Regions from separate parts of the Homo sapiens genome. Here region 1 is linked to region 2. Evidence: chromatin loops called from intact Hi-C (ENCODE). Cell type or tissue: ascending aorta. All regions are shown on one strand. Each heading gives the region's core, and the rest is flanking DNA. Links, peaks and the distances in the headings are about the cores only.

Region 1 (16,149 bases), core at 3,161-11,160, 550 kb after region 2:
TTCTGAGGTCAGAGAGTCCATTCTGAGGTCAGGGAGTCCATTCTGAGGTCAGGGAGTTCATTCTGAGGTCGGGGAGTTCATTCTGAGGTCAAGGGTCCATTCTGATGGCAGAAAGTTCATTCTTAAGTAAAGAAGTTCATTCTGAGGTCAGGCAGTTCATTCCTAGGTCAGGAAGTTCCTGTTTAGGTTGGGGAGTCTATTATTAGGTCAGGGGATTCATGCTTGGGTCAGGAAGTTTATTCTTAGGTTGAAGAGTCTATTCTTAGGTTAGGGAATCCATTATTGCTTCGGGAGTTCATTCTCAGGTTGGAGGTTCATTCTTAGGTGGGGGATTTATTCTTAGGTCAGGGGGTCCATTCTGAGGTCAGAGAGTCTATTCTGAGGTCAGGGAATCCATTCTGAGGTCAGAAAGTTCATTCTTAGGCCCAGGAATTCATTCTGAGGTCAGAGAGTTTATTCTAATGTTGGGGAGTCCATCCTGAGGTGGGGGGGGGTCCTATTCTTAGGTCAGGGGGTCCATTCTGAGATCAGGAAGCTCTAACCTAAAACAGTCTTTAGCTGGAATCCCAGTGTGGCCACTTAGTAGCTGAGTGGTCTTGAGTAAGTCAGGACCTCCAGGTCCACATGATGATCCCACCAGGTAGGCTCATTCCCTGGGCAAATCTCACTACTCAGCACCTGCTCTGTAGCAGAGATCCTGAGAGTGCCCATGTGTGGTGGGTGCTCAGTGTCCTCTTCAGATTCTGCTCCAAGGCCAGGGTACCCCTTCCACACTGGTGGCTGAGCGCCTTCTGCATCCTCACCAAACCCCCCGCTGGTCTAATGAGCAGCCTATGGAAGGGACACGGGGAACCCTTGCTTCAACTCTGCAGGTTTCCAAAGCTCCAAGCTCCCCAGGGGCCAGTGGAGGCCTCTGTTGCAGCAGCATCAAAGCCCCACTGCTCTCTTACCCTTCCCAGGTGGGACTCCCAAGATCCCCTCCCCAACGAACCCCTACATGCAAATCTCCATCTCAGGGTCTGTTTCTAGGGGACTCAACCTGAGACGTACTTCATAATGTTGCTGCAATCATCTAGGACAGAATAATCATAAATAGCAAAGCTCTGAAAAATGTTAAAACGTAAGTAGTAGCAGTAGTAGCAGCAGCAGCAGCAGCAGCAGCAGCAGCAGTAGTAGTAGCAGCAGTAGTAGTAGTAGTATTTTGTTATTGTCAACATTCTCATCATGAGGGTCTTATGGCCTGGACTCTGGCCTGTGGGTCTCAACCCTCCCATGGCCTCCTGCAACCATCTCTCCCCTACCCCTCCATAGCACATAGCCTTATAGATTAAAATGTTCCTAATGGCCCCCAAACTGGTTGTGGCTCCCCCAGTGCTTGGGGGATTTCAGAGGGGCTGGGTAACAGTTTGGCTTCTGCAGCCATTTCTGAATTTCACTTTTGGTTTGTTCATGCTGTGCTGATGCTTCAAGAGTTGACCACAAAGTAGCCACCAGTCACCAAAGTGGCACAGGCTGGCCTGAGGGTCATGAGCCGACCCACTGGGCCATGAGTAACAGAGGCAAGCTGGCTACTTGGCTTCCCCTCACATTTCAAACCCGTTAAGCCAGGCAGGGGTGTGGGCACGCTGAAAGAACGTTCTTGTTCTCAATCTCTTTTAACTGGTGATGCCAAGAAGAAACTTAAAAAAAAAAAAAAAACTGACCAGGCGCAGTGGCTCAAGCCTGTAATCCCAGCACTTTGGGAGGCTGAGGCGGGTGGATCACTTGAGGTCAGGAGTTCGAGACCAGCCTGGCCAACATGGTGAAACCCCGTCTCTACTAAAAATACAAAAATTACCTGGGCATGGTGGCAGGCGCCTGTACTCCCAGCTACTCAGGAGGCTGAGGCAGGAGAATCACTTGAACCCGGGAGGTGGAGGTTGCAGTGAGCCGAGATCATGCCACTGCACTCCAGCCTGGGCGACAAGAAAAAGACTCTGTCATAAATAAACAAATATATAAATAAATTAATAAAATAAAATAAAATAAAATAAAACTGAGTTGGGCCAATGTGCAGCTTGAGGCAGTATTTCTCTGAGCCCTTTGTTCTCTAAGGATAAATCTTCCGAAGAGCGGCCCTCACATGGGTGGTCCAGATGAGGCAGAAGAATAGGGTCTGGAGGCAGGGAACCTAAGGCCATTTCAAGCTGACTTCCTAGTACTAAATTCAAAGTAAAGCCCTAACTTTCCACACCTTAGTAACAAAAAGATCAGAAATCACTCCCTTTGCAAACCCTCACCTTTTCTGTGCAGCAGATGCGAAACTGAAAATACCTCTGATTGGTTGCTTTGTGCAACCAATCAGATGTTGCATAGGAGCGTAACTTTGTAACTTCACTTCAGCCTCTGATTGGTTGCAGAAAGCAGGCCGCCACTTCATTTACACCGGGTGAACACCAAGTGGCCAATGGGAAACCTCTAAGGGGCATTTGGACTCTGTAGATTCTATATCCTGGACCTTGAGCTGCTGCTCCACCCATTCCCACACTGTGGAGTGTACTTTCATTTTCAATAAATATCTGTTTTTGCTCTTTCATTGCTTCATTCTTTCCTTGCTTTGCTGTGCATTTTATCTAATTCTTTGTTCAAAACACCAAGAACCTGGACAACTTGCAGTCAAGACCAAGACCGTCTACTGATAACACAGGTCAGATACTTCACAGCCTGCTACTGAGGGATGCTGTGGAGCTTCCAGGGCCCAGGATCCTTGTTGGATCCACAACTTTCCAAGTGGCCCTCAGCACTCTGTGACCCCCACGTGGCAGCCTCCTCCCAGGAGAGACTTCTAGCCTGTATTAGCTTCATGCCAGCCTCCCTGTGTGGCTGTTCATACAATATGATGGCTGTGTTCCTTACCCAAAGCCTCTGTTCCCCATGGGCAGGAATGCCCTTGGAAGAGGAGCACCAGCGGGGGACAGGCCAGACACAGGGCAGCAACCTCATTAAATCTCATCCTTAGGGTCTTTGCTTTCTCTCATTTGGCACTTCTACCCAAATCTAGTCCCACTGCTAGATCCTGAGAAGACACCCATTTTTACATGCCACAGAGCACTTTCCAGCACATTATTCTTCCTCTGAGCCCCCTGGGGTAGCTTGGGTTTGGCATGCTGACCCAGCACCCCATCCTTTATCTGGGATCTGAGTTGTCTCCACTAGTCACAGAGGTAGTTGCAAGAATGGGCCTCACCAATTAAATTACTTCATGCACTGTCACAGCTTAGTGCTTGCTGCCAACTCTGGCTGCATAATAAATATGCATTTGAAAAGGGCACAGCAGAGCCTGCTGAAGGCTCATCCATTGCACATCTGACAACTGATGTTTGCTGTCACTGGGGCCTCACTCAGCTCCTCCCCAAATAGGCCTGTCCATGTCCTCTTTCCAGCTGGCCTAGTCCAGGTTTCCTCACAGCATGGTAGCTGCATTCAAGGGTGAGCAGAGAGAGACAGAGGTATGGGGAGTTGGAGGGAGAGAGAGAGAGAGAGGAAAAAAAAGAAGAGGGAGTGAGCACAGGTGAGCTGAGTGGAACCTGCATCACCTTCTATGACCTAGCCTGGGAACTCCTCTCTTCCCAGATTAAACGGGAGGAACATAGACGCCACCTCTCAGTGAGAGCAATGTCAGTCATGTTGTTAGAGCAGGAGGTCTGGGACATCTTTAATTGTTCAGACGCCTTTGGGCAATGCAATCTGCCACCAGTGACATGCACTCAGTACCTACCTGAAGTCAGGTACCATGTGTGCATCAGGTCATAGCAACCCTTTGATCTTGCCAAAGCCTTGAGGCAGATTAACTTGCCCAAGATCATGCAGCTGGTAAGTGGCAGAGCCAGCATTTGAACTGAGGATTCTCAGCTCCAGAGGTTTCTATGGACTTGAGTTTGTTCTCATAAATTTTGAGAGGTAATTGCATTCCTTATATATAAAAAGGAACAAGGCAAAAAGTACAATAGAAGAACAGAATACTAGAAAAAAGGACCAGTCAGGAACATGAGATCATGAAAGTAAGCTTAGAAAATAAAGATATAATTGGCCAGATAAGGCAAATAATAAGTCAATAGAAAGGATACACAATAAAGTTATTTGTTTGTTTTTAATTCCCAGGGCACAGGCAAAAAAAAAAAAAAAAAAAAAAAAAGAAAGCAAGCAAGCAAGAGAGAGGCCAAAATTGCAAAAACAAGAGAAAGAGGAGAGAAAGTAAATGGGGGAAAGCCATAAAAAAAATAGAATAACTTTTCCAGAGGATGAAGGAAACCCATACAGACTGGAAAGGTCCAAGGATCATTAGGGAGTGACTCCAGGGGTAAAGGGCTTTTCAAGCAATGAGGGGTGCTCTGGAAAGGCTGGCCCATGAGATGAAGGGATTAAGGCACATTATTTTGTCAACAGCAAAAGCAACAAAGACAAAAACAATTAGGAATTCCAAGAAAAACAAGATCCTGTTCCATAAAGATATAGCCGAATAGAAAGTAAACTAAAATAAGCATGGTGTAAGGAGGGTTGGAAAAGAGAAGGCTGTACACTGGACTTTGAATCTGGGAAAGTCACCCTTTAGGGGGTACAGACATCGTGGGAGAGAACAGAGCAAGTCCTACATGTGTGTGTTTCTATAGTAATCAACAGTTAGGCCTAATAGTGAAAATGCTTCTTATTTCTTTTCAATGCTTAGACTCAATCTAGACAAAGAATAAACCTAATCATCGCTGTAGAACAGAAGGTAAATGTAGTCATCCTTGATGCTGTAAATGTGAAGACAGTTTTTACCATATTATCTAGAATTAGTTTTGATGGCATCTAACTGATGAGCTCAAAATGATGTAAACAAAATAGACTTGTAGTTCTCACTTGCCTAAAAGAGAACTTATCATAGCTCTATGAAATAAAGGGAGCCAAGTCCTTCCACCCTCCTCTCTACCATCCCTAGGATCTGGCCCACATCTGCATGGTCCAAAATAGCAGCCAAAGTGCCAGCCATCACATCTGCATTTCAAGCAGTTGAATGAAGACATGGGAGATGGCCTAGCCTCCCTAGTTTTAGGAAGTCCCACACAACACTTCAAACTACATCTCATCAACCAGATGAGGTATATGCCACAGCTAGTGGGAGAGAAAGTAGGAAGCATGGTCTTCAGGCTGAGTGGCCACACGCAAGTCAGGGTTCTATTTCCACAGGTGGAGGAGAGCATGGAGGTGACAGCAGCTCAAGGGTTAGTCACAGAGATGGGACTTAGGAAGAGATGGTTGAGAGAACTGTTATCCCCGTCCGAGAGGGCAGAGAGTTAGACAACAGTCTCTATCATTGATGGAATAAGAAGCAGAGAGGAATTACATATTTAAAGCTATAAAGGTCATCACTAGAACTAAATCTAATGAAATTAGCTAAGAGACTATTTTGTAAGATTCCATTGTAATAGTCATTGAAGATTGTCCAAAATTGATAAGTCAAGCAATTGAATTACAAGCTCATTATTTAGAATTACAGAGGTAACTGCCAAAAGAACAAAAACATAGGAACAGTTGCAAGTGTTTACCCCACGAGCCTGAATGCGAGGGAAAGCAAGGGGCAGGACAAGAGGTACCTGCTCTCCTTACAAACCTTCTATGCTCTTGGATCTCTGTACCACGAGTTGGAACTTTGGCTTAAATTTTTAAATTAAATTAATGCAGCCTCTGCTTCCACTCGAGGCTGGGGACAGAAGAGAGAACCACTTGGCCTGTTGCTGACAGCTGCCATCCCCCATCCCCATGAAGACAGGGCCCTCAAGGAATGCAGAGGGCAAGGCTGGGGAGGCTTGGGGCATGGCCAGCTCTCCTGTCAGGGTGCCCCTTTCCAACTCAGCAGGGATGAGAATCCTCATCACCCGGAGTGCCCTCCAGGGGCCCACAGCTGGGAGCAGGAAGGGATACTGGGAATATTCCACCTGGGATGACACTCTGATGTCACGGGAGAAGGGGTAGGGTCGTGGGGAGGGGCAGGATCTTCTCGATGCCCCCACCCCTCGCTGGTCATAGGCACTGGCTGGCAAGAACGGGCTGCCTGGGGCCTTGCGCCGGCACCCTGAGCTGATCCCCCACATGCCATCGCGGTCATCCCATTGTACACTGTGCATTCATCGCCTCGGAACCATCCCGGGACAAAGTGCCAAAGTCAGCCATTAGACCAAAATGCTCACCAGGAAGCATTTTTGAGACAGTACCTCAGAATTTGAAATAGAACCACACTAAAAGCTGTGCTGCTTTGGAGAGGCAGAGACCTCTGCTTTCCCAAACCGTTTCTAAAATATCCTAGAGAAAAACAAAAAAGCCTCTCTGAGCAGCCACCTGTCAAGACAAAGGAGATTATCTTGGACTTTTTAAATGCCCTATGTTTGATATAGGGAAGGAACACTTTGGTTTCTTGATCAGAAAAGGTGTCACTCAGATCCTGTCTACAACGCAAGCAGAGCGGCTCTTGTCAAAGGCTAGACCACCCTCGTGTGGCTGCTTCTGTGAATGGCAATTCAGATTTGAAGAGCAAGACAGATCAGACAGCTTCAAAAGCGGGAAAACTGGCTGGGCGCAGTGGCTCATGCCTGTAATCCCAACATTTTGGGAGGCCGAAGCGGGCAGATCACCTGAGGTCAGGAGTTTGAGATCAGCCTGGCCAACACGGCGAAACCCCATCTCCACTAAAAATAGAAAAATTAGCTGGGCAAGGTGGCACATGCCTGTAGTCTCAGCTACTCGGGAGGCTCAGGCACAAGAATTGCTTGAACCCAGGAGGTGGAGGTTGCAGTGAGCTGAGATCACGCCACTGCACTGCAACCTGGCAACAGAGCGAGACTCCGTCTCAAAAAAAAAAAAAAAAAAAGGAAAACTAAGCTCAACAGTCAAGGCTGAACTAATTGCAGAAGAGTGTAAAATAATAATTTACTTCATTAAAAAAGCTGCAGAGCACTTTTCAACCCAGGCTACTTTTATTCTCTAGTCAAGAGCAGTTGTTTTCAAAGTGTGGTCCCGGCTTTCCAGTATGACTAGAAATTGGTTAGAAATGCAAATTCTGGCCTCCCTTGGCCCTGCTATGTCTGAAACTTTGAAGCTAAGGCTCTGGCACCCTAGTGTTAGCAAGGATTCTGACGCTCCCTCACTTTGAGAACTGTAGTTTGCATTAGATTTGTTACTGTCTGGCACCAAAAGAGAGCTGTTAGCCAAGGCATTGACCCTTCAAGGGACCAGGAAAACCCATCTAGACATTCTTCAGGTGTTTCAACAGTGAGAGAAAGTCCTTTCTTTGCTCCCTAGCTTAGACAGAGTCCCCAGCAGCAGCCCCTGAGACAACAATTGCACTGCAAGCCACTTATTTGAGAGGTGATCCCAGGGGCACCTGTTGGGGTATGGGGATGTGAGGTAGGGCAGGGGGAAGCCAGTACAGGGGCAGCACTGCAGGTGCCTGGCTCAGTCCCTGGGGAGCTCCGGGATGATGCGGGGTGTGCCTCAGAGATGTCCTGCCTGAGGGACTGGAAGGGTTGGAACCCTCCAATTCCCATCTGTCCTTACTGAAGGATGCTCTTGGGTGTTAACTCTGGGCATTCCTGCCCTGCCATGAGTAAGGTCCAAGACTGTGGCCAGAAAACCCTGGTCTGGAAAGGAGTGAAGAGGGTATCTCACTGTCTGCTCCACTCAGCTTTCCCAGGCTGCAGGGGGAGACAAAAAGTGCTTGCCGCTCACTTCTGAGCTCTCAAGACTCTTTGATTCCTTATTCAAAGCCCACTCATCAATCAAGGCCTCTCTCAAGTCCCATCTTTGCCAAGCACCTCAGCATCTCCCACTTGGGAGCAGCCTCTCTCCGCACACAGACCAGCCCTCAGATCCATGCATCACTAAAACGTCTCTGCTGATGCTGGGCAAACCAGGGCCTCGCCCTGGGCCCACACGGCCTGGCCGAACACTGGGGAGAGAGCGAGAAATGAATGCCACAAAAGGGGCACAGGAATGTTCAGAGGGGGGAACACCACAGACCTTTCCACAAAGTGGGATGGCTGTAAAGAGAAGGTGGCATCTGAGCCAGTCCCTGAAGGATAGCGGAAATGTGTGCAGAAATGGGGGCAAGGTACACAAGGCAGAGAGGGCAGCCTAAGGACTGCGGCAAGCAGCATGGATTCCGCGTGGCCGAAACATGGCACGGGGGAGAATGGTGGGAACCCAGCTCATGTCTTATTATGGAGGGCCTCGGGTCTGGGACCCTAGTCTAGGATATGGGGAGCTCACAAGTAGGGATACTGCAGAGTGAGAGTTGTGCCCCAGGCAAGTCCCTTTGAGGAGCATGTGTGTTTCAGGACCAGAAAAGTCAGTGACCCGTTAAGAGAGGAAGAGAAGATGGGAGTGGAGTTGGGGTAATTGTGCCACAAGAGCTGCACCCACTACTCAGGCATTCTTCAGGTATCCACATGCCAACATCAGGGAGCAGGTACCCTGATTTTACAGGCTCAGAGGGTTAGATCATTCACAGGAGGTCACGCAGGTCTATCTGACTCCAAGTTCGCATGCTCTTTCTGCTCTATCCACCAGGATTGTTCAAATGGCCCCAGAGAAAGACAGCTGAGCCCAAACTCCAGACCCACAGTAGGAGCTGCAGGGGCATAAGCGACTCAGCAAGGCTGAAGTAAGTGTGAGCCTCAGAGCATGAGAGGAATGGCTGGCCCCAGCCCCCAGTCCTGAATCAGGAGGAAGGGACACAGACACTGGCCCCAGCCCTCAGCTCTCAGAGTCAGGAGGAAGGGACATATGGCAGCTAGGAGACAAAGCATCTAGAAGCAGAGGAACCCAGTGGCCATGAGGTCACGAAAGTCACCTCCAGTCACTTGGACCAGAAGACATGCCTTTGGGCAGCTGGCATGTCAACTGAGCCTCGAGGAAAGAGAATTTTTTTTTTCTGTTTAATAATTTCTTGAGGTGAAGTTTATATAAAATGGGCTATTTTAATGCAAACAATTCAACGGCTTTTAGCAGTTTCACAATATCGTCCAACCTCTATCAGTTCCAGAACATTTTCATGACTCAAAAGCCTGGTACCCATGAAGCTGCTTCTCCCCGTTCCTCCCTGCCCACAGCCCCTGGCAAACATCATTCGGCATTCTCTCTGCAGATTCACCTATTCTGGATATTCCACAGAAATGGAATCCTACAACAGGTGACTTCTGTGTATGGCTTCTTTCACCATGTTTTCAAGGTTCATCTACATTGCAGCATGTATCAGTACTTCATTTATTTTTATTTATTTTAGAAATGGGGTTTCTGTTGTCCAGGCTGCAGTGCAGTGGCATAATCATCGCTCACTGCAGCCTTGAACTCCTGAGCTCTAGAGATCCTCCTACATTATCTTCCCAAATAGCTAGTACTACAGGTGTGACCCACCACAGCTAGCAAGTTTTTTTTATTTTTTGTAGAGGCTAGGTCTCATGATGTTGCCCAGGCTGGTGTGGAACTCCTGGCCCCAAGCAATCCTCCTGCGTCAGCCTCTCAAAGCACTGGGACTACAGGCATAAGCCACCACACCTGGCCAGTACTTTATTTTTCATGGCTGAATAATATTCCATTGTATGGGTATACCACATTTTGTTTATTCATTCATCCATTGGACATTTGGATTGTTTTTAATTTTTGGCTATTATGAACAATCATGAACAAATACTCACTTGAGTACCTATTTTCAATTCTTTTGGGTATTTACCTAGAAGTAGAATTGCTAGGTCATATGGCAGTTCTATGCTGAATTTTTTTTGGACTCATCGTACAGTTTTTTACAGTAACTGAACCATTTTACATTCCCACCAGCGATGCACAAGGGTTCCAATTTCCCCACATTCTCACCAACATTTGTTATTTTCTATTTTTTGATTCTAGGCATCCTAAGATTGCAGAATGGCACCTCATTGGGGTTTTGATTTGCATGTCCAGAGAAGGGCATTCCTGGTAAACAAAGCAGCACAGGCCATTTTACAAGGCCATCATTCCCTAAGAGCCTAGTGTTTATAAGTGTCATGCCCTCAGCTCGAAGCTCAGCTCGAGAGCAGGGATCATACATCTTACCTTTCCTTTGTGTCATCAGCTTTGAGCACCCATGGCTTAATGAGGTTCACAGCCCCTTTCCACTCAGATCTACAGTTGGCCTACATGGTTGGGTCAATAGGAATAGCCACCTCCGAGGCTATGCCCAAGGTCACCACGGGGTTGCTTGTGAAGTACACTGAATGTGCTGGGTCCTCCAGAAGCTGCTTGTGGAGCCACTTAAAATGCCTGCTATGATTGACACCTTCAGTGCCTGTCTGAGGCCTGGTACTTCCCTTTTCAGGGGGCTCTAGCTGATTTCCAAATGCCTAAGGGCTTTTTTTCCAGGCCAGTGGAAGAAAAGCTTCTCTGTCCCTCTTGCCAGACAAGAAAACGACACCTCCCCGGCAGCCCTCACTCTCAGGAGTTGTGTGTAAATTCCACAGTTCCCACACGCTCCTGGCCCTCCAGGGGGAATAATTCTGAAGCATATGTTCTATGCTGTTCTATGAGGAGCTGCACAGCGTGATGAGGATCCAGTCACCCACAGTGGTAGCAGCCTGGGTAATCTACTCCTCACCCATCCCAATTCCCTACACCCCTTTGCCTAGCAAACCAATGACTTGCACCAAAATACTTGCTTCGGATCAGCTTCTCGGGGAATCCAAACTAAGACATGTACCATGTGCTAAGCACTTCCTACACAGTAATTTATAAAACTGGCTTAGAAGCAGAGAAATAACAGTGTCCCTGAGAGTTAAAAGTCAATAAGACTTGGAACATACCTATGCAATGTCACCTTTAAGAGAAAAGAGATTCCCAGCCCATGAGGTGAACAAATTAAAATATCCACCACCAGAATGTGGAAACGCCCAAAAAAAGGGGTAGGGTAATTCACAGGGGCAAATGTGGGCAGGGCTGGTGAGAAGGGAATGTGGTCACCAGACTCACTGTGGGGTATCTGGTCTCCCTGGTGACCATGTTCCTTCCTGAGAACATAGATCCTTCAGGCCCTGTCAACTTGTGCCCTTGGCCACTGGGATCATGCCATCTACTGTGTTTCCTTGTTCTGACCCATGCTCTTATAGCCACCTGCACCTGCTCACATAGAGAGCACATGAACACATGCTGCTTAGTCCCTGGGAAGTTGGTTCTGGCTGTAGATGAACCAACCAACACCTGCTCTGGAGTGCAGCCTTGTGAGCTTCCTCCTGTGACTGGTCCTAGCCAATGGACCCATTTTCAGAAATCAGGACAAAGCCAGCCTCAGGACTGTGGTGAGTTCGTTGAGGTGGCGTCACTACGTAAGGCCTTGAGGGGCCTTCTTTTCTTTTCTTTTTTTGAGATGGAGTCTCGTCACCCAGGCTGGAGTGCAATGGCATGGTCTCAGCTCACTGCAACCTCCGCCTCCCGGGTTCAAGCAATTCTCCTGCCTCAGCCTCCTGAGCAAGCTGGGATTACAGGTACCTGCCACCACTCACGGCTAATTTTTGTATGTTTAGTAGAGACAAGGTTTCACCATGTTGGCCAGGCTGGTCTCAAACTCCTGACCTCATGATGTGCCCACCTCGGCCTCCCAAAGTGCTGGGATTACAGGCATGAGCCATCGCACCCAGCCAAGGGGCCCTATTTTCAAGGTTCCATTAGCAGCAAGTGGCAAACCCAGGTCAGACATAAATTAAAAAGGAGTTATTGCCAGCACTAGGCTATTCCCTGGAACCTTGGGGCAGGACCACAGCAAGGACTTGGAGAAGGAAAGTAATGAGTAAGAACTCTGTCTTGCTGCATAGCAGACCACTACAAAACTTAGTGGGTTAGCATGACAACAATCATTTATTTTGCCCACAAATCTGCAGTTTGGGTGGGGCAAGGCAGGGTAGGCTCATTTCTCTTCAAGCCTTGCCAACCTAGGACCACGGTGGTTCACACAAGCCACACAACTGGCTACTGGGCACGCGTTGCTGTGGGGTGGCTCAGCTGGAGTTGGGCTTTGCTTGCAGCACAGCACTGGGCTCCAGGCACATGTATAGCTAGAGAGCAGCACCGGCTGTATCTCCTTTTACAGGCCAACCTTGGCAGACATGTAACACCATTTAGCCTGAGCTCACACAGTCACAAAGGCCTCCCTGATCAAGGGAAGGACTCAACACCATGTCCTGACAGCGGGTGGCAAGGTAAGGTTCCAGATGAGGACATGGGACCAGAAATTTATTTTGTGTCCATTTTCAGAAAATGTAATCCATCATAGTAAGGAATCAAGGCAACCATTCTCCATAGCTCGTGTGTACGCATGTGTACATGTAAGTGTGCATGTGTACATGTAAGTGTGCATATGTGAGTGTCCATGTGTGCATGTGTGTGTGCATACATGTCTTGCTCCAGTTCTCTCCTCTGGTCACATGACCTTGACCTCTGCTTCATCCTCTGTCTGTGCTCATGGCCTCAGTTATTCCTGCCTTCTCAGAATCCCCCGCTTCCTTTGGGAACAGCTCCTCCACATTACTTCTTTTGAGAAACTTCCTCCCCAGGTGTTTTTGGCAGGACTGTCCCTCAAGCCACCCATCCCTCCTGGGCAGCAGAGGGGTGGCACATGACTGAAGTTGGGCCAATCCAACTCTCTCCTGAGAATCTGACTTTAGTGGAGAATCCCAGGTTCTAGACACTGGTCACAGCTCTGTCAGTCCAACTCAGCCTCTGAGGCATCCATTGCCCAGTTCTTGTTCCCAGACTAAAAGAGCCACCTTACCAGTGCCTTCTGTAGACTCTGCAAGCATCCTGCAGTCTTCCATTAAATACTGATAAATATGTGTATTTAGTTCCAATTCCACATAGAGGCTTTGCAGCCGTCTGACCTCTCCCACAATTCCAGATGGCTGGTGGCTGAGCTGGGAAGAGGGCTGAGATTCAAACCAGAAATGATCCCTACAACCTTCTCAGACAAACGGCATCATTGCAGGCTGGACAAATGCTCCAGATGGTGCCTCCTTTATACACTGCCATTTAATGTCTACAGTGTCCACACCCCCATTTTACAGAGGCAGTAACTGAAGTACAGAGAAGGCAGAGCTCAGATTTCACAAAACTCTGTCTAACCCCATAGGGTTTGCTCCTTCAGTAAACCTCAGAATCTCCTCAAAAGTCAGGTCCCCAACTGCCCTCCTGGAAAAGCAGCCCCAGCTCACTCTGAACTGGCAGTGGCTCAGATGATCCTGCTAAGGCTGAGAGACGGAAAAGAAAGTGTTTTTGGTGGCAGTACATTAGAGTCACAACTGCTTTGCTGTCACCGTAGATTGACTGGCTCCAAGTCATGCAGCCTCTCATGGCAAACAAATGCTGTTAAGATCCTGCGCCAGAGAACAACATTGACAATGAGGGAAAAGATCAATCCTCTATTTACAGACTTAAAGATCCTTAAATCAAGCCTGTCATCAGAGCTGCCAAGGACTCTGCCTGTGTGACCAGATGTGCCCTTCCTCCCTGGACGGACTCCACGCTGCACATGGGACCACTGGGCTCATCTTCAGAAGGGCCCATGCAATTTGGTGACAAATCCCACCAATTTGTCAATACACTTCTTCCAAGTTTAAAAGCCAGTCATTGGAGGGATTGTTGGCAAATAAGGAAGTTGCTATAGATGCAAAATGTCAAAGCATGATTCTGCTTTCCCAACGCTTTCTGGATGCTACTTCATGCTCGGCCCCATATGAAGCACTTAGCATGCATTGTTTCGTTCGCTCTTCACGTCAGCCCGAGGAGATGGATATGACCATTGCCCCTATTCTACAGAGGAGGCAGCTGAGCCTCAAAGAGGCTAACTCACTTGCCACAGCCACCCTGCTAATGCTTAAGCCACACTAGTCAGGTTGCAAATAACTTTATGCTTATGCCCAATTTTAAATAGTACAAAAGATAAAAGGATTTCCTGGCTCTTGAAACTGAAAAGTCCAAACTTGAGGGATGATTTGACTCCCAACATAGTCATCAAGAGCCTGATTTCTTCCCAGCTTTCCTGTCTGCCTCATCAAGGGTCTACCACTCAGGGCAGCAAGATGGCTGCAACAGTGCTATCCACACACTGTGAGTCCAGAAGGGAAGGGAGAAAAATCTCCTTCCCCAGAATCCTTCAGCAAACACCTCCAGGCTCAGTGGCCCTAATTGGGCCTCCGACCACCCTCAGCTGTGCTCAACGCATACAGTGCCAGTCGTGTGTCCTTTGGAACCAGGGATGTCTCTGACCTCCCCAAACTCCAGGATCATAGTAAGGGAGGAGACCACCCCTCATATTGTCTTATGCCCAATTTCTGCCTCCAAAGAAAAAAGTAGTAAAAACTAAAAGGCAGAAATGAAATCCACAAGCAGACAGCCCAGCGCCACACCCTGGGCCTGGTAAAGATTGACTCCTGACCTAATTGGTTGTTTGCATAAAAAAGGCACTGTGAAGATCCCTGTCCTGTCCTGTTCCGTTCTAATTACCTGTGCATGCAGCCCCAGTCACATACCCACTGCTTGCTCAATTGATCATGACCCTCTCACGTGGACCCCCTTAGAGTTGTGAGCCCTTAAAAGGGACAGGAATTGCTCACTTGGGGAGTTCGGTTGTTGGAGACGTGAGTCTTGCTGAAGTTCCCTGGCCGAATAAAGCCCTTCCTTCTTTAACTTGGTTTCTGAGGGGTTTTGTCTGCGGCTTGTCCTGCTACAAATAGGGGGAATAAAAGCCAGGGTTGCTTCCAAAGAGAGCAGGGAGTGAGTGTTGAGGACAGATCATCACAACTGTGCAGTTGAGGAGCATGATTTGAACCCAGGTTTGTCTGTTCATTCAAACAGTATTTATTGAGCCCTTGCTTTGGGTCAGGCACAATTTTATATGCTGGAGACACAAACCTAAAAGGACCCTAACCTAAAAGGCAGACCCCACAAACCTAAAAGGCAGAACAGCTGCCTTTCAAAGCTAAAGTCTCGCATTTTTAAAAGGCCTTGGAGCTGCATTAATGTTCTTCTAATTTTTCTAGGTATGAATCTTCATACTTTTCTAGGTATGAATCGACCCTGTGACACCAGGATGGTTCTTTGTCAGCCTCCTTGTCTATAAAATCAGAAATAATGGTACCTCCCCCAATAAGTTATGTGAAACAAATTAAAGGGGCTTATTATACAGGAAACAAAAGCAGCACAGCATCCAAACTACTGAGCGTGCAGTAAATCAACGCATTCCCACTTCCATTCCATCCACGCTGATTTAGATCAATCCAAGTATCACTGCCTTGGGGTTCAAAAGGCCATGTTAGTTCACAAAGCCCCGAAAATGCTCTTTCACACTCTCTGCTCAGCCTCCAACGTGTCTTTTTAATAATCCAAACTTTCCACCTACTTAACTGAAGTGTGTGGGGGGAGAGGGTGCGGGGGGGAAGGGGTGGCCTATACTAAATAGCCCAACTGTTTTCCACTTGTCCTGAAATCTGAGACCAAGATTCTCTTAGGAATGCAAGCAAAGGGAGCCGACGGGACGCCAAGAAAGCACAGGTTAAACTACCTCACTTCATCTAGCCCCATTTCTCTCCTGGCTTTTCAATTAATTATTCAGCCTCAGACCAGCAGATGGAGCTGAAAATGTTGTCTAAAGAAATGAGGTTTTTCTTTTAATTTACAAGCTATAGTTTCTCATGCCTCCACACTGAATGGTTACATCCTGTTGAGCCTGTTCGTAAAGTTCAGTAAAAATCCAGTTCTCATTCCAGAACAGCTGAATCGTAGCTATGAACGCGGAAGAACAGAGTCCCAACCCCAGCCGGGCCCGGGTTTCCCGGGGCCCCTCAAGCCTCAGGGCAGTGGAGAGCCGCCGTCACGCCCCCGCCTCCCCCACGTCCCACCCTCGCCCCAGTCTCCTCCCACTTTTAGCTACTTTTCCCATCTGACTAAAACTGGCTTCCTCCGTGTCCACCAAGATGTCGCCTCTAAGTGGCCTAACTCCTAAAGAGCGCGATCGGCTCAAGCACTCCGCCACGCGGTTTCCACGGGGCGCGGCCGGCGTTGCCCTCGCCGTGGCCTCAAGCATTGCGGCGCCCCACATGTTGCCAGACGGAAGGCCTC
Region 2 (16,149 bases), core at 2,582-10,581:
GATATTTTCAAAAGGAGAAACTTACCAAACAACCCATTTCTCAGAATGTATTTCTATAGATTAGTGAGGTATGCCTGAATATGAAAGTCATACATTGACGTGTTAACCCAAGTCTTCTTGGAGCAATGAGATTATAAGAGATTTTTGTTTTTGTTTTTTTAGTCTGAGCTATTCTATTTCTCAAGTTTAATGCATTCAACATAAATTAGAAAAGCATTGGTAAAACAACACATGCCAAATGACATGGCTTTTTTTGTGAATTTCAAAGTTCCACATTAACAGTTTTGGCAGGTGGCCTCTGGTGGAACTAGTTCCCCGCTCCTGGTCTAACAGCCTCAATGGAAGGGACAAACTCACAATCAGAACTTTCCCTACCCCTATCCTTTGCTCTTTTGCATATTTCTCAGTGATGCAGAACTCTCTTCTCTCCAAGTTCGCTGCTGCACTGACACATGCCTCACGTCCACTGACCGAGAGCCGAAGGAAACACAGCAGCACCATTTCCAGGTGGACTTTTCCCTTCCCTGGCAGAAGAATTCAGTCACACCATGGATTTCCAGGGCTACTTGAATTACCCAGATTGGTATTTATTTGCTTAGGGTTTATATCTCTGGTCTCCACATGTCCTTCCCAGTAGGAAACTGCTCAGATAATCACACAGCTGTGAAGACTTCTCCCCAAAGGTCATAAGCTTTGGTCCCACCATCTGTGGGGAAACATGTGTTTCTCGTACTCTGAAAGGACTGTTCTTGGCTTTAAATTCCAGTACTTAGCACTTGTAAAATTGAGATAAAGCACATTGGCAGCTTTGGGACTTCTGTGAGCCAACCACTAAGAATGGACTTTGGGAGGCTACACCGCTACATCCATTCTAGAGTTGCATTTGGTATTTCCTCTAAAAGGGCTTCACCACTCACCTGGGGGCTCTGAGGCATTTGAGCACTTCAGCTCAGTTTTTCAGCCCTGAGGTGAGACAGGAAAGCAAGCTTGCCCAAAGGATACAGGGAAGTCTGAGACCAGGCCCAGATTCAGAACCACAGGCTGAGGAGCTTGTTACTTGGGCTGAGCCGTCCTGCTCCCATAGCTGGGTGCACCCAAAAACTTCAAATGTGTGCCTCAAAATGAAGGCAGCATGCCAATGATTGGCAGTGCATCCAATTCACTCTTCAATTCCACATTTGGACTCAGTGCTTAGGGGATGGGGCTTTAAAGTGTATGTTTTTGGGAATATTATATACATGCAATAAAATGCCCTATTCTTTGGTGTTTGACTTGATGAGTTTTGTCAGTTTTATATACCTGTGTATAATCACCACTCTGTATGAGACACAGAACATTATATCATCCAAGACGGTTTCCTGTGCCTCTGCCCAGTCAAGCATCCACTGTCCCAACCCAAGGCAACCATGGTCTGACTTCAAGCACCAAAAGATTATGTTTTTCATTTCTACAACTTCATGTGAATGGATTCATACAGTATGTGCTAAGCTTCTTTCACTCAATGTGTCTCTAATATTTATGTATGTTGTATGCATCAGTAGTTATTTTTTATGGTTGAGTAGGAGTTCATGAGTATATTCACTTGAGAGATGTTTGGATGGCTTGTCCTTTGAGTTGGTTACAAACAAGTCTACCATGAGAATTTTGGTGCAAGAGTTCTTGCAGATATATGCTTTTGTTTCTCTTGGGTAAATGTCTAATAGTGGAATTACTGGGTTGATGTGGACTCAACTGTAGAAGAAACCAAATGAGTTGCTTTTGAAAATTATCATTTCTGGTAGACTCATAGCCTCTCATAGCTGAACGAAAATTTTGCTCCTTGGCCATTTGGTCCAACCTCGTCATTTAAGATAAGGACAACTGAGATGCCAAGGAGTCATCACTCTTTCATGGCTGTAGATCTAATAAGTAGCTGAGGAAGAGCTGGACCCAGCCTTTCTGACCTCATACTTCCTTACCAAGGAGCATTAGAAAACCCTACTTATTCCTGCTTGTGAGGTAAGAGTTATTTCTAAATGCAAATATTTGTTTTCTTGCTTTTATTCACATAGTGAAGAAAATTGAATCCATGGTGACCTTATTGAATCCACACAGAACCTTATTATACATTGATTCATAAGGTGTTATTGTATCATAGCTATAGACAGCTGTGGAGATTAGGGTAAGTCTACACTGTCTTGAGAACATGTCTTAGAATTTAAGTTTTCTCCAAATACGTAGTATTGATTCGGCTTTACCTTTTGCTAAGAAAATGAATGTTGGTAACTTCTCACATAGTAATAATAATTCCATTTCCAAGAACATCTCCTAAGAACATAAATATAGATGTGCAGGAGATATATGCGAGGGTCAGAAATGCTGAGGAGCAGGGCATGACTCACTGCACTAGCTCATGCCGACAGGCCAAGAAGGTGACAACAGGGCCCTGGCTGTGGATTTAGTAGCATGGATGTCATCAGCAAAAGACTAATTTGTCTCCAGTGTCTAAAACAGTGCCTGGAGCTCCAGAAGTAGGACATGATTGATTGAGTGGCAGGGGCATCTCAAGTTGACTCGAATATCCTTTGTTTGAGCATACTCAAGAGAAAATGGGAAGATAAAGTGAGATTTCTTTTAAAGGACAGCAAGGAAATGAGGTGGCACTTGTAGGGGAATATAGGGCTAAGACAGGGTTTTCTCAAGATAAGAGAAATCACCAGATGTTTGCATGATGTTGGGAGTGATCCAGTAGAAAGAAAAAAGTAAAAATATTCTACCAATAACCATAACAAATGACCAAACATATTGTTGCTAAGGCAATGATATCTTGACTGATGCAGGGAAAAAAGTAACCTCAACAGGTCAAGTCCCAAGTGTGAGCCTGTCACCAGCATGCAGTGGGAAGTACAGTTTCTGGAACTCTGAGCCTAATTCTGCCTCCAAGTTGTTGTTGGTGGTGGATGAGTCATTTTGCATTGTCATCTCCCTTTCCTTACCTGTGCAAAGAAGGGTTGAAATCAGACTCCCCCACTCGCACACCTCATGATAACTTCCTGAGGGCTGCCACAGGCCGTCAGCTTCTCTCTCTTTGTGTGCAAGCCAGACCCTTAGTAATGCAAGTCCCTCATCCTACTCTAACTGCATGAGCCAAGCTCAGATCCCCTGCAGGAAAAGAATTCAAGGCCTTCTTTGCTCAGACAGGAGACAGATTCTTGGAAGTAGTAACGTCTTACCCAACATCTTGAGGAAGTTTTCATAAAAGCCTGGGATCAACATCATATGAAACATAGCCATCAAGTTTTGAGCCCTAAAGAGAATTCAGAATAGAGTGAGGTCAAGTGAATGTCTAACTGCTGAGTGAAGGATCATGGGAGATTTCAAAGGGCTCTTGTTTTGGAGTTTTCAGGACTTTCCCCAAGAAATTTTCATGGTTGATGTGTGCTCCAGTAAGAACAGGAGAATATGAAATCCGGGGATGAGGGACAGGGGTGGGGAGTCTAAGAGGCTAATTATCCTCTGTGTAGAATGAAACCCCATGAAAAAGGAGCACTCCTGTTACACATTTTATTGTTAGTTAGCATTCTATATGTTACTAAATAATTTTGCTTTACTACTTTATTTATAGCTACATAATCTTGAACAAGTCACTTATCCTCTTTGAGAATAATTTTACCTCTAAAATGGGCATACTATGACTATTTTGCAGGATTGTAGAGTAAATGAAAATTTGAGTCTTTCAATAAACATTTATCATCCTAAGTGCTGTTTTTATTCATACAAAATGGAAATTATTAGTTGTAGTGAAACCATAAGTATTGGCTGAGAACCAGGCACAAAAGGAACCAAATGGAAGCCCCGCATTCAGGTTGAATCTAGGAAGCAATGCCGGCTGCAGGTGCAGAATTCATCAGCAGAACATGGCTCTCAGGACATCTTTGTAAAGGTCTCTTGTCTTCTGGTGTGAGGCAGGCCATGTGTTCCTCCAGGCATTAAGGTCAGAATCACTGATAACAGTTTGGATGTCTCCATCAAACCTTATTTTGAATTGTAATCCCCAGTGTTGGAGGTGGGGTCTGGTGGGAGCTAATTGGATCATGGGGGCAGATTTCTCACGGATGGTTTAACACCATCCTCTTGGTGCTGTCCTTGTGGTAGTGAGTGAGTTCTTGTGACGTCTGTTTGTTTAAAAGTGTATGGCACCTCCCCACTGGCTCTCTTGCTCCTGCTCTCACCATGTGATACATATGCTTCCACTTTGCCTTCACCATGATTGTAAGTTTCCTAAGGCCTCACCAGAAGCCAAGCAGATACTGGCACCATGCTTTCTGTACAGCCTGCCGAACGGTGTGCCAATTAAATCTCTTTTCTTTATAAATTACCAGTTTCGGATATTTCTTTACAGCAACGCAAGAACAGCCTAACACAATCACCACGGGAAGACCTCCTCTCCCTGATGGTGGCTGATGAGGAGACTCACTTCCTGGAGTAGTCCAGTTACCCTCCCACAGCTATCACTTGAGGAGGGAAACACATTTTCTCAGGACTCCCTTAATCCCCTGTGTCAATCCAACTCTCTGGCACTTTTGCCTAGACTTTGGGTCAAGTAGAAAAAAGTGAGCAGCTTTTCTGATGGTGTAACTGATATTTCTTTATCCTAGGAATGTATTTTGGTGCAAAGCTTATAGTGCAGAAGTCTAAGACCCAAAAATCAGTTAAAAAACAGTTAACACATATTTTAAAGGTGCTTTACAATGACTTTGCAAATATGTATTTTAAATATACAACTTCTTCCTAAGTTCCATTATTTGTACATTAAAACTGCTCCAGGAATTGGTCAACTTCAAGTCCAGCCAACTCTGACATTTAATTTCTAGAGAAACTGGGCATTTCTAACAAAAATCTAAGAGCTTAGATAAATAGTAGTAGGTAATTTTGAGATCCCTGCTTTGTGAATGGGGGCTAAGAGGCAGAACTAATTTCTGCTGCTTTCTCTGAGCTCTCTTCTTTCACATATTTTTTCAGTATTCAGGAATTTCCTAAATGGCTTTAAGGATAATGTGATCCTTTTCTAGATGAGAAAGAAGAACAGGGGCTCACTCTGTGTAATCTCTTTCCTGCTTCTTAGAGAGGGCACTGGGGACATTTTCATTCCTTCATAGTTCCCCACCCTTTCCAAGAGTGCATACTCTTTTGCTTGACAACCTGCCAGGTGACTTGGCTTAAAAATAGGTTATCTCATTCATCAACTTAACAAATATTTGCTGGGCATATCCTATGAGCTGGGAACCGTGCTAGAACAAAGAATAAAATGGAGCCTCTGCCTTTATACAGCATATCACATGGTCAAGGCAGACTGCAATTATGACACAATGTGTCATGTTAAGGGTGAGTGTGGGGACTGAGGAAAATTGGAGGTTTTTCCAAACCTCAGTCCTGAAGAATTAAAGGAGGCATCCTAGAGAGAGTGATGTGGAACTTGAGACCTAAGGGACAAGTGGGAGTTAGCAAGGGAATAACAGTGAGAGTTATTAATGTATAGATGTTTTTTAAAGTGCTGAGGCTGAATGACATCACCTGGAGAGTGAGCATAGTTAGAAAAGAGAAGCTGATTATGGAGGGAAAAGGGAAAACCAACAGAACAACTGAAAAGGGGAAGGAAAAGACTAGAAGCCAAGGGTCAGAAGTGCAGTGGGGAAGAGGAGTCGGGGGGACACTGTGTGCAAAGGCATCAGGTGAAAGAACAGCCAAGTGCATGCTGGCAACTGAAAGGAGTCTGTGGTGTGGCTGCTGTGGCATCTCATTAAAGAACATCCAGGCAGGAAGCTGGGAAGGTGGTAGGGACAAGTCTTAGGAGCCCCAGACACCAGATTAGGGAAACTGGACTTTATCCTAAGACAATAATAGAAAGCCACAAAGAGGAATATAGAAGGGTGGGGTCACCTTAATTCAGGCAAAAGTTGGGAGTAGCTTCACCAAGGGGTGGTGGTAGCAGAAATTATGATGAAGGAAAGTGACCAATTCAAGAAACAGAAAATAGAATTGCCGGAGTTTGGAGATGAATTGATTGGATTGAGGTCTTGAGTACTGGGGAACATTCATATAGAGGTGAGCAGTTTTAAGGCCCAAGATACTGAGCTATGATGACCATTTTGAGTTGAAGGTAGCTGTGGTCACAAACACTGCCTCAGTGGGTGAGAAAAGGGGTTGTGCTTCTTATTTGCACTCCCAAGTAAGCATTCATAGCTATTAATTAAATGGACGAGCAAGTAAATAAGCAAATGAATGGATGCATCCAGGTGCATCCAGTCCAGTGACAGTTTTATGTGATGAGTATAGAGACAGAGCAAGGCTGGCATGCCAACAGGGGACCCAGCAAAGTGTCAGAGAGAAGCCATGGGAGTGGATGTCACCAGAAGGGGACTGTGAGGAGGAAACGACACTGAGGTCAGGAACTTAACCAGACAGGCACTGAAGAAGCAGACAGAGGAAGGGAGCTCGTGAAGGAGGAGAGAGGTGGGAGGAGAGCCAGGAGTCAGATAACTTCGAATGCTACAGAGACACCAGTGAAGGCAGAACTGAGATGGGGCCATGAGGTTTGGTAACAAGGAGATTGCTGATGATCTGTGTGCAAATAACTACGGCAAGGCAACAGAGTCTTGTTCTTCCAATATGTCCCTTGGTCCATAAGCGCTGAGAGGAAGTGACAATCTGTGAGTAGAAACCAAGTGAAAGGAGTGTTAGTGCACTCTTCTTTAGAAGAGAGCAAGGCAGAGCCTGTGAGAGAAAAATGTCTTTGTCTCTTGTCTCTCTTTGTCTGGCTCAAGGTAATGTAATTGCCTCAGACTTCCCAGGGAAGCAAGTGGCTCCCACGTTCCTAAGCAAAGGCCAAGCCATAGAACAAGGGCAGAGGCCGCCACTGGGAATGTTTGTGTTGTTAATTTTTTGTAGTTGAATCATATCGGGAAAATTGTTTCCAAGTTGCTCAAACATGGATAGAGAAGCTAATGTTTTGCTGGAGGTTGGCATTTTTCCCTGATGACATCACATGCCTTGTGTCACCAGTTAAGGGATCATCAGTAAAGCAAGTGGTCAACGCTATGCAACCACAAAAATATGCTTCTCCTCAAAAGATAATAATAAAATATGTAGAAACAAAATCGGTTCTAACAGGGAGACTCCTTGGTGAACTTAACCATCTAGTCACTATATACCAAGGGCACGTCTTAAAAACAAAACAGGAAAGCAAACAAACACAAAAACAACTCTGCTCCTAACCAGCATTTATCATTTAGCATACGTGGGTTTTAAGAAAATACTGAAAGAGATTAGCTCTAGAGAGGTGAAATGCAAATGCAGGAGGAAAACAATCCAGGGTTAGGAATGATACCATATGTCTGAATAAGAATCATTTCCAAAAACCATTCTCCTGTGACTTCCTATATTTCTTTGTTTCTGGCCTGCATAAGAGAATGTTTTCTTAAGAGCAAACATGTAAAATGAAACAGGAATGACTATTGGCTGACCACGAAATTTTCTCCCAACAAGTGCATGCACTGGGACTCGAGATTCTTCAACTAAACCCGAGTGTTACACCATGAGATCATGAAGCCAATAAAACATTTGCTGCATGCTAACTATGCCAAATCTCACTTTTCCAGAGATACGAGGATGGAATAAAAAGAGAAAAATAAGCAAATGTTGAAATGGAACCATGTGTTCTATGTGCAAAGCAGAAAATCTGAACAGTGCAAGGAGGGTGGAGAATCACAGGGCCTGTGGGGTTGAGAACAAGATGGCAGCACAGGGAGCCACTCAAGCATATTCTTCTGCTTGACATTATACCAGCCTGATTCACACCAGTCACTGGTGACGAGTGGTCACTAGTAAGCACAAACATTTTTTCTGGAATTTACTTCCCCAAATTAATATTTTTTTTTCCAAATTAATATTTTTTAAATGCTTTATTTTTTTGGCTTTCATGATGTCATGATGTCTCCATTTTGCTTCAATCTTACTGGCCACTTCTTCTCATCTCCCTTGCTGTCCTCTACCTCTCTTCGTCTTCCAAATGCAGAATACAAAATGCCACCTTCTCCTTTTGTTCTAAACATGCTTCCTGGCTGACCTCATGCACTCCACTGGTTTTTAGACATCCTGTAAAAGTTGGCAAGTTCTCAACTCATATCTCTGAGATTACCTCTTCCTGGACTTCAGATACCTTATATGACAAAATGTGGTTGTTATTCTTGAGACACCTTTGATGTCAGTAAATCCTACTCACTTTATCTTCCAAATAGATGTGAAGCGGGCCGCTGCATCTGCACCACTGATCCAAGACATCATCATCTCTCTCTTGGGTGACAGAGTGGATTCTGCTTGTGCTTCTTGCTCCTCTACAATCTAATCACCCCTCTTAACATTCAGAGTAAAGTTTTGAAAATGGTAATCAGTCTAGAATCCACTGATGGCTTCCCATAGAATATAAAATGAATTCTAACCCCTCTCCCCCTGGGATATGGACCTCCCTCTGAACACCCATTTCCTGATCCCCACCCTCTATGTTTGGCAACCCTGACTTGCTCTCAGGTCTGAAATGCGACATGCTTATTGCAGCCTCAGGGCCTTTGCACAAACAATGCTTTCTGTTTGCTATGATCCTCCAATCTGTGCCCTCTTAGCTCATTTTGGGTCATTCAGAATCAGCTTAGAGATGACCTTCACAGACAGCCCTTCTCCAGCGGTTGTCTCCATCATGTCTCCTGTTTCTGGCCTGCGTAAGAGAATACAGGCCAGATTCTCTCTGCAACCTCGGCTTTTCCCTTGCTCAGCTGTGTTCTGACTTGCTATTACGTATCTACACAGGCATGTACTGCCCATGAAGAGGTGCTTCCTCTCGCTGTCAGAATATAGGATAGCCCTTAGTGCACAGAGGGCAACCCTATCAATATTTGCTGAGCAATTGACTGGCTCGATGAACAACTCGTGCATCTCTTGTGGATCCTGCTTCCCAGGGTTAACCCAGATAGGAGTTAAAGATCTGGCCATAATTCAATATGACTGTCAAAATTCCAAGAAGATAAAATAAAGATCAAATTAGAGTTGAAGGTGCTTTCCCTAATTTAATGAATGAGTCTTAAATTTGTTTTTCTGGAAATTTTACAGCAGAGGTCATTCCAAATTTCAAATTGACCTCAACTTTTATTTGCCCTCCCATTCCACCTCTCCCCTCACGCATACTAGAGTCAGGAGAAACCCAGCAATTCTGAAGCTGACTTTCTCTCTTCATTACTCATAGAAGTGATGAAAAAAAATGATTTTGATAAAAAAAAGACAGCATAGTTCAGCAAATTATATCCCCCAAACACCGTTATTATCTACTTGACTGAATTCAACCTTTAATATTTTAAAGTTGAAATTCACTGAACTGTGGTGATAGAGAGCATATCGGTGCCTGCCTGAGGCAGAAGTGGGTGAAGATTGATTGTCAAGGAGCAAAACACTTTGTGAGGTTGAGGAAATGCCTTTACCAGGGCAGTGGTTACGCGGGTGTATGCATTTGTCAAAACTCATCAAACTACACTTATATTTATTTTATGCAAAGTATACCTCTATAAAGGTGATTTAAAAATCCATAAGAGTTACTCTATGCCAAGCACCCTGCTGAATGTCTTATGCTGGGTATTCTAATATCCCTGAGGTGGTGTGCTATAAAGTACGAATTTGAACAGAGTTGCTCTGCTACAGCCATGATCTAAATCCTATGCAAAACCTTTACCCAAGAAGTCATTTTTTCTATTTGAGTGGAAAAAAAAGTTCTCTATTTTAATCCAGATGTATAATGGTCACCTGAAATATTTTTACTGAACATATTATCTCTCTTACTATGGGTTCCCTCAAAAGCAGATTCAAACAAGGATTGGGGTGCAGTTGTTAATTTGGAAAGTGGTCCCAGTAAGCCGCTCTGGTGGGGACTGGGAACTGAGACAGGGCAGAGAAGGAAGCCAGGCCAGGTGTGCTAATGATCAGTTGACCATGCTCAGGACTTGGGGCTCGGACTGACCAAGTACTGTGGGAGATGGCGTAGAAGATGCCTCAGTGTTGTCCCACCTGAAGGAGGAGACCATGGTGGCGTTTATCGAGACTCCAATGTCATTGGATGGAGTCTGCTCCTGGGGCGTTAATTCCACTGACCTCTCCTCCCGTTCAGCTCATATACTATGCCAGCTTTAGACCAGAAAAACCCATCAGGCAGAGTCACAGATGCTTGCACTTAGAAGCGGTTGGGTTGGGGTGCAGGAAAACAGCGAGTGAGAAGAGGGTATGGAGGTCCACAACAGAGGCTGCTAAATAGCATGGCTTGTACATGAAAAGTCCATCTAAGCTTTCTTGTTTTGTTCTTTGTGATTTGAGAGGTTTTCGTTTTGCTTTGTTTTTCTTCCTCTACTGTAACTTTAGATTGATTTTTTGTAGCTCTTCTGTTCTAAATTCAAACACCAAGATTAATCATCATCAAAGGTAATGACTTAGACTATTTACATTTATAAAATCCTCATGTATATATGAGAATGCCGTTCCAATTCACTAAGCCCTTATTATGTACCAGATATGAAAATTATGTTCTTTTTTTGTCTTGATTGTCAAAACAACTGGAGATTGAGGATGATGATGTTTATCCCCACTTTACCGTTGAAGAGACTAGGACTTTGGAAGGCTAAGTAATTGCCCAGGTTCTAGAATTGGCAAACAGGGCTGGAGCCCAAAGTCCAAGCTCTTTCACTGGTCTCCACAGTTGCTCTAGATCTAGCTCTAAGCACAGTGCTTATTCCCCAGTGGTCATCTCCATCTCAGAATCAGAGCATCTGAGATGCCAACAAAGAATCAAAAAGGCTATTGGTGGGCATGGAATCAGAACAAAGAGATATGAAGTGTTTAGGGACACAAAGCGTGTGAACAACTTATATAAATCACATAAAGATACTCACCACATGTCTACAAAAGAAAATCCCCTTTTCCCTGATAATACCATAAAAAAGGAAATAGTCCTCAGAATGACCCATTACAATAAGGTTTATTTGTAGCATACATAGTTGCAAAGTATGTATTTAAATGTTGCTGTGTCCAGGGTCTGAGATGGCAGGGCCTGAGGATATGGGTGTGGCACTGACTGCATACCCTGCAGACAGCTGAGTATCCCAGCCAGTGGGCACTCACAGAATGTACTCTCTGACTATCCTCCCCCATCCAACACTGGAGACCAACCCACCTATTGTCACACTTTCTGCTCACTGGCCCCCATGGCACCATACTATCTTTAGTTTTTTTCCACTCTCTCTACCAATGAATACTATGATTAAAAATAGGACTTGATGACTGACTTTGTAACGGGGAGGTGTCTGGGGGATAATTCCTTCTTGCTATAAGGCCTCTCCTTTCTTTTCTGCTCACAACCCTTTGTAATGACTCTCTTTCCACCTTGAACCCACGACGACGACGAATTTGCCTCCTTCCTTGACTCACTTCCCCCTCCCTATTTGCATTTCCTGGCATAACACAAATAAATAATTTACACTCAGATCCTTGGTTTCTGGGGGGACCCACTCTAAGACAGTATATCACCCCTACAAATCGGGAGTGCTGTGATCTGACTCCACAAACAGATGTTCAAGTTCCTGAGGGCAGAGAGGGGGGTTGAAATGTTCACACCATCCACACTGAGCCTAGAGCACCACACGTAGAGCTACAAGTACCCTGCAATTTTATAAAAAGTTGTATGATATTAACATTTTACATTTTGGGGTTAAGGCACCAGCGCTAAAGAGCAGCTGCAGGAGCCAGTGCGCTGAGCCTGTCATGTGCGTTAGTGAACTGGCTGCAGGTCACTGTGCTCAGTGACAATCCCATTCAAACCTAAATTTCATCCTAGGTGGGTGGTGCGGAAATGACCCAGGGAAGGGAGAGAGCCCTGGAGTGATATTGTTAAACTACCAATGGGTAGCTTTGGGCTACCATTCACCGTTTATTGCCTTTCTCTTTGCACAGGTTGCTGGGGAAATCAAGTCCAAAATTGGTGACTTGCTTCTAGCAAAGTATTGACTTGATTCCATCTGTTATTTTTTTTTTCTTATATCAACCTCATTTCCAACACTGCTGCCTTTCTCCTTCATCCTTCCGACTCCATCCATTTTTTGTATTTATTTTTAGCTTGTCATGTGTTTATCCTATATGTACTGCAAATCATTTTTAGGAACCCAGATAAGAGTTAAAGATCAAAGGAGCCCCTGTCACTGCCTGTTACCAGTGAGGACACTCGGGCTGGAGAGAGGAAGAACTAATGTCAGGTCCCAGAGCTGATGAAGAGCAGGGTCAGGATTAGGTTCGGGGTCGCTGTCCCACACGTCATAGGACTTCCTTTCGCTGTGGTGTGCAAGGGTTCATTTTCTGCCCGTTTGGAAATTCAGTCTCATCTGGGCAGGGATTTTTGCCTGAGAACATGTGCAGGAAATGGTATTCTTTTGCCTGCAACTAAGTGTTAGAACAATTAGGGTGGCCTGCAATTTTATGGTCAGCTCTCTTTTGAGAGCCTAATGATTTCCAGCTGTTGTCCCTGAATACCCAGCCTCTGGGAAACCACAGATTGATGGAACCTGGGCTTCGAGTTCTCAGCACTTGGCACTTGAGTTTCAAAAGAGAGATACCCAAAATAACCACCCTTCCACAAGACAGAGGCACTTAGAGACATTTGGACGCAGGTAGTGCTGCCTGTGATTCATAATCAGGATGAAACAAAAAACTGTGTCTAATAAGGATTGATTCTCTTCTCAGTTCTTTTCGTTTCCTCAAAGCCAATTTCAGTAACACTGACAATTCCACCTGTGCCACTTAGTGAGTATGTTCTGTAATTCTTTTCTCTACCCTAGGAAGCTACCTTCTTGTTGATATCACTCGTAGCCTCCTTTCCAAGGGTTCTGACATTTCAACAGGTTTTAAATGTTTCTTAATGTCCATCATTATTTTTTCTAAATCTCTTTCTCTTTTTTTTTTTTATCCGTGTGGCCTGACATCATCAAAGGACTTATTGGTTTTCATATTGATAAATTAGACTTGAAAGTGATATTGTCTCTTTGGTTTGGAGATTGTTTGACTACACAACCGGAAGGAATCAGGGGTTAGGTTGCAAACAGAGAAAGGCATTAGGCCTTATTCTTGGGGGTGGGAGGAGGTGGTCAGCCCTTGGTTTCTGCCAAGGGAAGGGAGGGATCCAATTTGCAATTTCTGTAAGTCATGTTGACAGCTGTGAGGTAAACAGAATGACTGGCAGGCTCAGATGGAAGCAAAGAAGTCTGCAGGGATGTCCGCACACAAGGAAAGGACAGTGGCAGGAGGGGGCAGTAGCAGGAGGGGAGAAAGATGCATTCAGATTCGGGCATGCTTCAGCATGCAACCTGTCAGGACTGATGAACACAAAGACAAGTTACCTGCTAGTCAAATCACAGAACACAACCAGCCCAGTCTCATTTCATGGAGCTGGGCACAGACAGGGAGCAGGAAAGAAAGAGAGGAAAGAGAGAGGGAGGGAATGGGGAGAGGAAGCAGGAAGAGAAGAAGAGAAGGAGAGAGAAGGAGGAAGAAAGAAAAGAGAGGAAAGGAGAGGACAGAAGGAAGAAAAGAGAGAGGGAGAAGAAGAAGGGCAGGAGGAGAAAGGAGTGAGGCAGGTGGGGAGAGAACATCACAGGACCCTGGATTCTGGAGACCAGCGAGTCCAACACACTGCATGCAACACACTCTGAGCATGGAGGCAGAGAGGTCTGGCAGCTTTCTCACTCTGTGGCTCAGAGGTGCACTCATGATTCCGGAGTAGATCAGATCTGAATTTCACTACAGCCCCATAGCTCATGTTCCCCAGTGGCTTGCTCGGACCAAAATGAGAATTACTTGTGCCTCCCGGGACCATGCACTGACTAAAGGAGGAGAAGGGGTCCTGCCAGGGCAGGTGTTGGAAGGCAGAGGGAAAGGGGCTCGAGCTGAAAGCACACTCATGAAGCTCTCTGTGTGGAATCCTGGTCTGGGAGGACACTAAGAAAAATCAAGCCAGGAATAAAAGCCATGCTTCCTCCTCTACTCTCCCTGCTCAGAGCAGGAACCCACATCAGTTGAGGCCCTGCCATCTGCAAACCACCAGAGGCCAGAGATTCAAACACATTCATTTTTCTGCCCATTTCTAAGATCAGAAAAGTGAGGTTCTGTGAGGTTCAGTATCTTTCTTCCAGGCCTGTGGGTCAGTGTGAAAGCCAGATCTTTAAGAGAGGTGAAACCCATGTGTGGAAGGGACTCAGACCGGGGGAAACCTGCAGGCAGGATCAGACAGGGTGCTCTGCTGTTGGACGACCTTCTTCAGTCCTGTCTGGGATTTCAGCGGGCCAGTTTGACTTGCAGTATTTGAGCTGTGTTAAGAGAGGATTCAAATGGCCTGTGAAATGTGAAGGCACCACACTTCAAACCCTACTGCTTGGCTGGGCAATCGTGGGTGAGATTTTAATACAAACTTAGCACAATCACCACACACTCATGAAGAAAAGAGCACCCAGTGTCATCAGGGAGGGGCAGCTTAAGGCATCTACAAACCTCCCTTCTGTGATATAACCTGACCCCGTGAAGCAGGGCTTTCATAAGTGTTGGAAACTCGAAGGAGAGAAGAATCATGTGGCTCATTCTACATGGAGCAGGACATGGCCACTGAGAGCTCGCCACAAACACAGAGGCCTGCCAGGGTTGGAAGGTGCTGTGCCTTCGGATCTAACCTGACTCCCCAGTAAGGATTTTGAATGCTTCACCCTCGCCTTGGATGTATGACCTCAACATAGTCAGGAATGGTCCCTTACCTGCCATTAGACAAAAGTCACTAAGTGTGATCCTCTTGGATAGCTGGACAAATCTACTTCATTCCAAAACTTCCCAGCTTCTTCTCAACATCTTGTGCTATGTGGTGGTCCAGGTAGCTCTAGGACCAATCACATGACCATGAAGCCTGACTCAGCCAATACTCTCCCTCCTTGAATGATGTCCTAGGCACAGAGAGTCCACCCTCCCCCATGGGGCCTGAGCACAGAGCTTGCCCCTCCCCCCATGAGGCCCGGGCAGAGTCTGTCCTTCTCCCTTGCCTGTTGTCCTCATCCTCAGGTGGGCACACTAACTGTACCTGCCTCATAGAGCTATGGTGATCTTTCAATTAACTAAATATGTAAATCCAGAACAGTGCCTATCACTTAGGGGAGTGATGCCAGTTTTAGAGTTTTTGGATTACTACTGTAATCACTTAGGAGTAGTGGCCCTGGGTTTGAACAATGGAATCTGAAGTCAGGGACAGCTTAGGTCAGGTCTGCCGTTAATCTTATTTCCTGGGATAAGTTTACTTTCTTTTCATCTACAAGTGTTTTGTTGCTGTGTTAGCTTGATTACATGGAGGCCACAAGAGCTTATTTTAGGCCCTAATGTCTGAACCCAGAATTCTTTTAAAGCTTCCAGTTTCTCCAGAATGTAAAAGTTTCTTGAAAAGTATGGGGGATGATTTCAGAAATAGGAAAAAATTGAAAAGCTGCATACAGCTGCAACCGCTCCACTAGAAATGGAGGAAGAACTGATAAAGTCCTTTTTAAGTGAAACAGGCTCATGAAAACATCCTGCATGCCCATGTGGTACTTGGAGCCCAGTGTGAGCCAAAATAGAGACCAGCAGTGAAGAGAAATATTCAGGCTTGTCTGCAGAAGTTAACAGGGCAGAGAAGGGGAAATTCAGAATGTTCTTCCCAAAGTTGGCTACTTGGCTCCATGTGGGGATGGCACCTACATGCAGCCTCACCAAGCCCCATCAAATGGGATGGGGTCAGGGGGATTACCATGAACAGGGCTGGGTGACATCAGATTTGACTGTTTTGTGTGATACTGAGCAAGTCAGTGAAGCAGTCAGTCAGAACTCTCACTTGAGTGGCCCTCTCAGTTGTGTTTTCTGCCTGGAGAGAGATGTGGGCATCCTTTGCACCAGAGTTTTGGGAAGGGCGGGGCTGTATCCATTGCAGGTGAGGGGCAGTCGTCACTGATGTAAAGCAGAAAAAGTGGTCAGGCAGCTGGAAAGAGCCAGGGCAGATGCAGGAGATTAGCAAGAGGCATGGTGGAC

Evidence for each region. Peaks named below come from ENCODE experiments on the same cell type or tissue, not always from the same donor. Only the 100,000 strongest peaks of a DNase experiment are listed, where the experiment ranks them.
Region 1: a loop joins it to region 2, with 2.3 times the contacts of the local background. A loop is called at or near these places in 5 of 110 quality-filtered maps.

What each region holds. Positions count from the first base shown.
Region 1 is chr20:23,334,192-23,350,340 of GRCh38, forward strand. The region is part of intron 1 of NXT1-AS1 (NXT1 antisense RNA 1); the gene reads right to left. It overlaps LOC105372571 (a long non-coding RNA gene), which reads right to left and starts at 1,676. Exons shown (of 3, transcript XR_937379.3): 1 at 1-1,676. RefSeq lists silencers at 6,433-6,482, 10,446-10,666, 15,892-16,021 and an enhancer at 15,601-16,149. In ascending aorta, for the core only: a CTCF peak has its summit at 6,522; DNase peaks (open chromatin) are centred at 5,920 and 6,510.
Region 2 is chr20:22,789,154-22,805,302 of GRCh38, forward strand. No RefSeq gene overlaps it. Among named protein-coding and RNA genes, the nearest start is that of LINC01747, 110 kb to the left of the region's middle. In ascending aorta, for the core only: no CTCF peak of the experiment used is centred there; a DNase peak (open chromatin) is centred at 6,948; H3K27ac peaks cover 2,304 bases.